Regions from separate parts of the Homo sapiens genome. Here region 1 is linked to region 2. The links are chromatin loops, found by intact Hi-C in ENCODE. Cell type or tissue: CD4-positive, alpha-beta T cell. All regions are shown on one strand. Links, peaks and the distances in the headings refer to the core of each region. The heading gives the core; the rest is flanking DNA.

Evidence for each region. A loop is a pair of places that touch in the nucleus more often than their neighbours do. Peaks named below come from ENCODE experiments on the same cell type or tissue, not always from the same donor. Only the 100,000 strongest peaks of a DNase experiment are listed, where the experiment ranks them.
Region 1: a loop joins it to region 2, with 2.4 times the contacts of the local background. A loop is called at or near these places in 4 of 110 quality-filtered maps.

The regions. Positions count from the first base shown.
Region 1 is chr12:110,014,065-110,016,972 of GRCh38, reverse strand. It overlaps ANKRD13A (ankyrin repeat domain 13A), which reads right to left. Exons shown (of 15, transcript NM_033121.2): 4 at 540-585. Among named protein-coding and RNA genes, the nearest start is that of ANKRD13A, 16 kb to the right of the region's middle. In CD4-positive, alpha-beta T cell, for the core only: a CTCF peak has its summit at 1,622; a DNase peak (open chromatin) is centred at 1,682; H3K27ac peaks cover 615 bases.
Region 2 is chr12:109,898,627-109,901,534 of GRCh38, reverse strand. It overlaps TCHP (trichoplein keratin filament binding), which reads right to left and starts at 1,261. Exons shown (of 13, transcript NM_001143852.2): 1 at 1,109-1,261. RefSeq lists enhancers at 1-697, 698-1,538 and a silencer at 931-1,040. In CD4-positive, alpha-beta T cell, for the core only: no CTCF peak of the experiment used is centred there; a DNase peak (open chromatin) is centred at 1,274; H3K4me3 peaks cover 1,479 bases; H3K27ac peaks cover 718 bases.

The DNA.
Region 1 (2,908 bases), core at 164-2,663, 120 kb before region 2:
GTGAAACCCCACTCTCTACTAAAAATACAAAGATTAGCTGGGCACAGTGGCGCGCACCTGTAATCCCAGCTACTCAGGAAGCTGAGGCATGAGAATCGCTTGAATCTGGGAGATGAGGATTACAGTGAGCCAAGGTCATGCCACTGCACTCCAGCCTGGACAACAGAGTGAGACTCTGTCTCAAAAAAATAAAAATAAAAATAAAATAAAAAATAAAAATAAAGTGACATTTTAAAACTAATAATATAGATGTCGGCTATAAATGACAAAAGGAGGAAATGAAATTGTCTATATACTACCTTCATGAATGCCTGGGAGGAAAAGTCCTATGCATGGCGGGGAAGACCGGATGAAAAACACCCAAAGCATTAACAGTTGTGTTTAACTGGGACTATCAGTGATTATTTTTCCTTATTCTTCACTATGTATTTCCTTGACTAAAAAAAAATACATGTAACTTTTACAAAGGAAAAATAAACCTACATGCGGGCTAAGTAAATTTAGAAAGAGAAATAAATAACGAGCCCACAGCCACTCACCCCAGCTGGTGAATTCCCATTTCATCTGCACATAGAAATCCGGAGCCTGAAGGGCAGACAAAGGTTTAAAACAGATTACCCTTGGCACTATCAACACAACATAAGCAGGGGTTAACAGGGTTCTTAAAAACCCTGGGTTAAAAAAAAAAAAAAGAGAAAATAAGAAGAAATAAAATGTAAGCCCCTAGCCGGGTGAGGTGGCTCATGCCAGTAATCCCAGCACTTTGGGAGGCTGAGGCGGGTGATCACTTGCGCTCAGGAGTTTGAGACCAGCCTGGGCAGCATGGCAAAACCCTGTCTCCACAAAAAATACAGAAAGTAGCTGGCTATGGTGGCTCGCTCTAGTCCTAGCTACTCAGGAGGCTGAGGTGGGAGGATTGCTTGAGGCCAGGAGGTGGAGGCTGCAGAGAGCCAAGATTGCACCACTGCACTCCAGCCTGGGCAACAGAGCGAGATACTGTATGGAAAAAAAAAAAAAAAGAAAGAAAAAACAAGTGTAAGCCCATTACTTATTTTATTAAATATTAGAGTGTTATTTTACCTTGATATAAAATATGTCTAGACATTAAGAAAGTGAACAGATGGCCGGGCACAGTGGCTCACTCATGCCTGTAATCCCAGCATTTTGGGAGGCCGAGGCGGGTGGATGAGTTAAGGTCAGGAGTTCGAGACCAGCCTGGCCAATATGGTGAAACCCCATCTCCACTATAAATACAAAAATTAGCTCGGCATGGTGGCACACGCCTGTAATCCTAGCTACTGGGGAGGCTGAGGCAGAAGAATTGCTTGAACCTGGGAGGCAGAGGTTGCCATGAGCCGAGATAGCACTATTCCAGCCTGGGCAACAGAGTGAGACCCCATCTCAAAAAATCAAGAAAGAAAGTGAACAGAAAGCAAGAGAATAAGAGGATTGGAGGGGGATAAAAGTCAAACCTGATTCAGGGTTCCAGTCAGGTTCCTAACAGTAAGAGAAAGATGAACCTGGGAAGATGGGCTTAAGCACTGCCAAGCAAATGTGGGTAACCACCTATTCTAGGCAAAGGGCAGGGAATGTCAATTCCATCCATTCAACGAGCAACTTGACTGTAAAAGGTTTGTGTGCTGGCAAGTGCTTCCTATTTATTGAACTACTCTGTGAAACCGAAAGAGGTTGCTAGACTCCACTTCCTCAGGAAGTTGATTTTCCCTCCAGTTAACATAACATTTTTCTCCACTTTCCTCTGAAACATGTAGAATTTGGCTTTCTGAAGTTTTAAACTACCACAGCAGCCCTGTTTAGGATTATTTTCTTACCTACCATTCCTGTAAGTTCCTAAAGATTCAGAAATCTAAAAGTTACCCTTCAAGAAGAGAAATGCGGCCGGGCGCACTGGCTCACGCCTGTAATCCCAGCACTTTGGGAGGCCGAGGCGGGCGGATCACGAGGTCAGGAGATCGAGACCATGGTGAAACCCCATCTCTACTAAAAATACAAAAAAAAAAATTAGCCGGGCGCGGTGGTGGGCGCCTGTAGTCCCAGCTACTCGGGAGGCTGAGGCAGGAGAATGGCGTGAACCCGGGAGGTGGAGCTTGCAGTGAACCAAGATCGCGCCACTGCACTCCAGCCTGGGCTACAGAGCGAGATTCCGTCTCAAAAAAAAAAAAGAAGAGAAATGCTAGAAATTCCAGGTGTTCTTCCTATTCCTACACACTTGCAAGGCTTTGCCATGATTTTTACCAAAGAACAGGGCAGGAGGGCCAAGAATCTACCCTGGAGTAAAATCTGCCAGCATTCCAATGATGAGCAAAGACAACCTCCAAGAAACAGGTGGTAAGAAAGGCTGATGTATGTTATAAGGAGATACTGTTGAAAGACAAGACATCAATGACAGCTTCTGGAGCCACTAAGTACGCAGGTCATTTACAGGCTCTCTATAACTTGAAGCAAAGAATACAATTCAGTGCAGTCCATCACAATGGACCAATATGAGTAAAAAAATTAAAATCCTTGACACTAATTTTTATTTTTATTTTTTATTTTTTGAGATGGAGTCTCGCTCTGTCACCCAGGCTGGAGTGCAGTGGTGCAATCTCGGCTCACTGCAAGCTCCGCCTCCCAGGTTCACAGCATTCTCCTGCCTCAGCCTCCTGAGTAGCTGGGACTACAGGCGCCCGCCACCACACCCGGCTAATTTTTTGTATTTTTAGTAGAGATGGGGTTTCACCGTGTTAGTCAGGATGGTCTCGGTCTCCTGACCTCGTGATCCACCCACCTCAGCCTCCCAAAGTGCTGGCATTATAGGCGTGAGCCACCACACCCAGCTGACTGTCTTATTTATAATAAAGTTGTTCCTTTTCTCGATAGAGCTATTAATTTTTCTCTATAAATG
Region 2 (2,908 bases), core at 324-2,823:
TATCAGTTAATTGGACTCTTTGATATGTTGAGATTCTGCTTACACAAGTTAACTCCTTGAGGAAAGGGGTGGGTAAGGAGTCCTTGATGTCTTGTAAATGAGGGAACCAGATGGAGTTCATCCGGCTTTCTCAACTAAGGGAGAGCTAATTCATGTGGAAACAAGGCTAGGTGATTAAGGGGAAAAAAAGAGTCTAAAAGCAAGGTTAGTAAAAACAAGGTAAGGCATTAAAAAACAAGGTTAGTAAAAACAACGTTAAGCATTACAAAGTGATTTGCTCAGGATCACAGAGCCAGGAAGTAAAGGAGATAAACAAGCTGGGTTCCTAATTCATGTCCGTCTGAGACCAGAGCCCAGGCTCTCTCTGCTGCAAGGGGCTGCCTGTTGGGACCAACCTGCCCTGGCTCTGGCAGTCCCCGGGGAGGGGACTGATAATAACACTCGGAAGTATGTTGGGCTACCATGGAGGACAGACCTTTCATCTTGCAGATGAAGAAGCTGAGACCTAGAGAGAGGAATTGCCTGAGCAATGTAGGGATACAGCTGGAGCCTTGAAAGCAGAGAGCAGTCTCACTCCAGGCACCAATTCCCCTGACCCAAAAGCTGTCCTCAAGTGTAGGGTCGATGCAGTGCCTGGGTAGGAACGCCGGCTGAATGAGCGAAAAGGCCTGGTGCACGCCAAGAATCTCATTCTGGAGGTCCTCCAGTTTTGGGGGCAAACACTCTGCGTCTATGGTCCAAATGTAGCCGGCAGGCTGCTAACGTGTGACCTCGGTCTCGAGACCGTGGCAAGCTTCACATACTTTTTTCCCGCTCCCGTAAAGCCGCCAGTGGATCAGTCTTTGCACCAAGAGTTAAAAGTTTAAGATTCCCGTCCCGGATTGGCCACCCACAAGGTGGGCTGCTCCCCGAACACGTCGCATCCCTCTCTCGACCTGAACATGCACGTGCAACAAATGGGGTCACAGCGCGTGGGGAGCGCAGTGAGGACCCCGGAGGCGCCCTGAGCTCGCGCCCGCTGACTGCCGCCCCGGTTCCCGCCCGCGCGGGCCGCCTGCGGGCCCCCGCCCTAACGCCGGATCCGGCCTAGTCCAACCCTCCGACTCACATTTCTCTGAGGCTCGGAGTTTCCGAAGAGTCCCCCGGCCCGACTTCCCGCAGGCACGAAGCGGGCCGGCCAGTCCCCCGGTGTAATTCCCAGACGCGCTACAGCAACGCCGGCTGTTTCCTCCCTGTTTGCACCGGCAACGAGCCCGACGACGGAGCGTCGCAAGGGCCAAGCCTCCTTCAGCGCGTAGGGAGCCTGTGTTTTTCTCTGGTGCCCCGTCGTGGCCAGCGGGAGATAAATAGCAAACGTCGCTGCTCCTTGAAATAGGGAAGCATGGAGGCAAAGAATCCGTCCATGCACTACACGTATTTCAGGATGGTGGTTACCATCACGTGAAGGTGAAGGTGGAAACCAGGGGGAAGAGAATGTAAGTCAGTGGTCCTCAAACCTGGCTGCGCGTGAGAATCACCAGATACCAGCCTGGGCAACACAGAGGGACTCCTGTCTCTAAAAAATTTTTTAAACTTAACCGGGCATGGTGGGACTTGTGGTCCCAGCTACTCGGGAGACTGAGGCGGGAGGATCAGTTGAGCCCAGGAGATCGAGGCTGCCGTGAGCCATGACTGTGCCACTGCACTCCAGCCTGGGTGACAGAGCCAGACACTGTCTCAAAAAAAAGAAGAAAAAATCCAGATACCTTTAAAAAATCCAGATGCCCAAACCAAACCCCAAATCCCATCTGAGAGTATCAGTGTTTTCCAAAATTCCCCAGGTGTGTTCAATGTACAACTTGGGCAGAGGCCTGCTGGCATAAGTAGATGGAAGTTATTGGTAACTTTTTTATTTTTTTGAGACAGAGTCTTGCTCTGTCGCCAGGCTGGAGTGCAGTGGCGTGATCTCGATTCACTGCAACCTCCGCCTTACGGGTTCAAGCGATTACCCTGCCTCAGCCTACCGAGTAGCTGAGACTACAGGCGCACGCCACCACGCCCAGCTAATTTTTTGTATTTTAGTAGAGATGGGGTTTCACCATATTGGTCAGGATGGTCTCGATCTCCTGACCTCGTGATGCGCCTGCCTCAGGCTCCCAAAGTGCTAGGATTACAGGAGTGAGCCACTGCACCCGGCCGATAACTTTCTATTATAGTCTTATATTGGTGGTGAGTTCAAAAGTGTTCATTCTATTAGTATGTTTTATAACTCGTGTGCTACAAGTATTACATGCCAACTATTCCATTAAAAAGAAAATGAAGAAAAATACTTGTTTGTTCTCTTTTCTTTCATTTTCCCATTCTTTCATTTCTTCTTCCCTTCATTTCTCCATTCTTTATTCATCTCTGTTTTTCCTGGATGCAGCATCATGGCCTCAGCTGGGTTCAGTGGCTTACGCCTGTAATCCCAGCACTTTGGGAGGCCCAGGAGGGTGGATTACCTGAGGTCAGGAGTTGAAGACCAGCCTGGCCAACATGATGAAACCCCGTCTCTGCTAAAAATACAAAAATTAGCCGGGCATGATGGCAGATGCTTATACTCCCAGCTACTCGGGAGGCTGAGGCAGGAGAATCGCTTGAACCTGGGAGGCAGAGGTTGCAGTGAGCCAAGATTGCGCTGCTGCACTCCAGCCTGGGTGACAAAGTGAGACTCCACCTCCAAATTAAATAAATAAATGAATACATAAATAAATAAATAAAATTAGCAGGCTGTGGTGGTGCACACCTATAGTCCTAGCAACTTGGGAGGCTGAGGTGGGAGGATCACTTGAGCTCAGGACAAGGAGGCTGCAGTGAGCCGTGATCACACCATTGCACTCCAGCCTGAGTGACAGAGTGAGACCCTGTCTCAAAACATGGTCTCTACAGT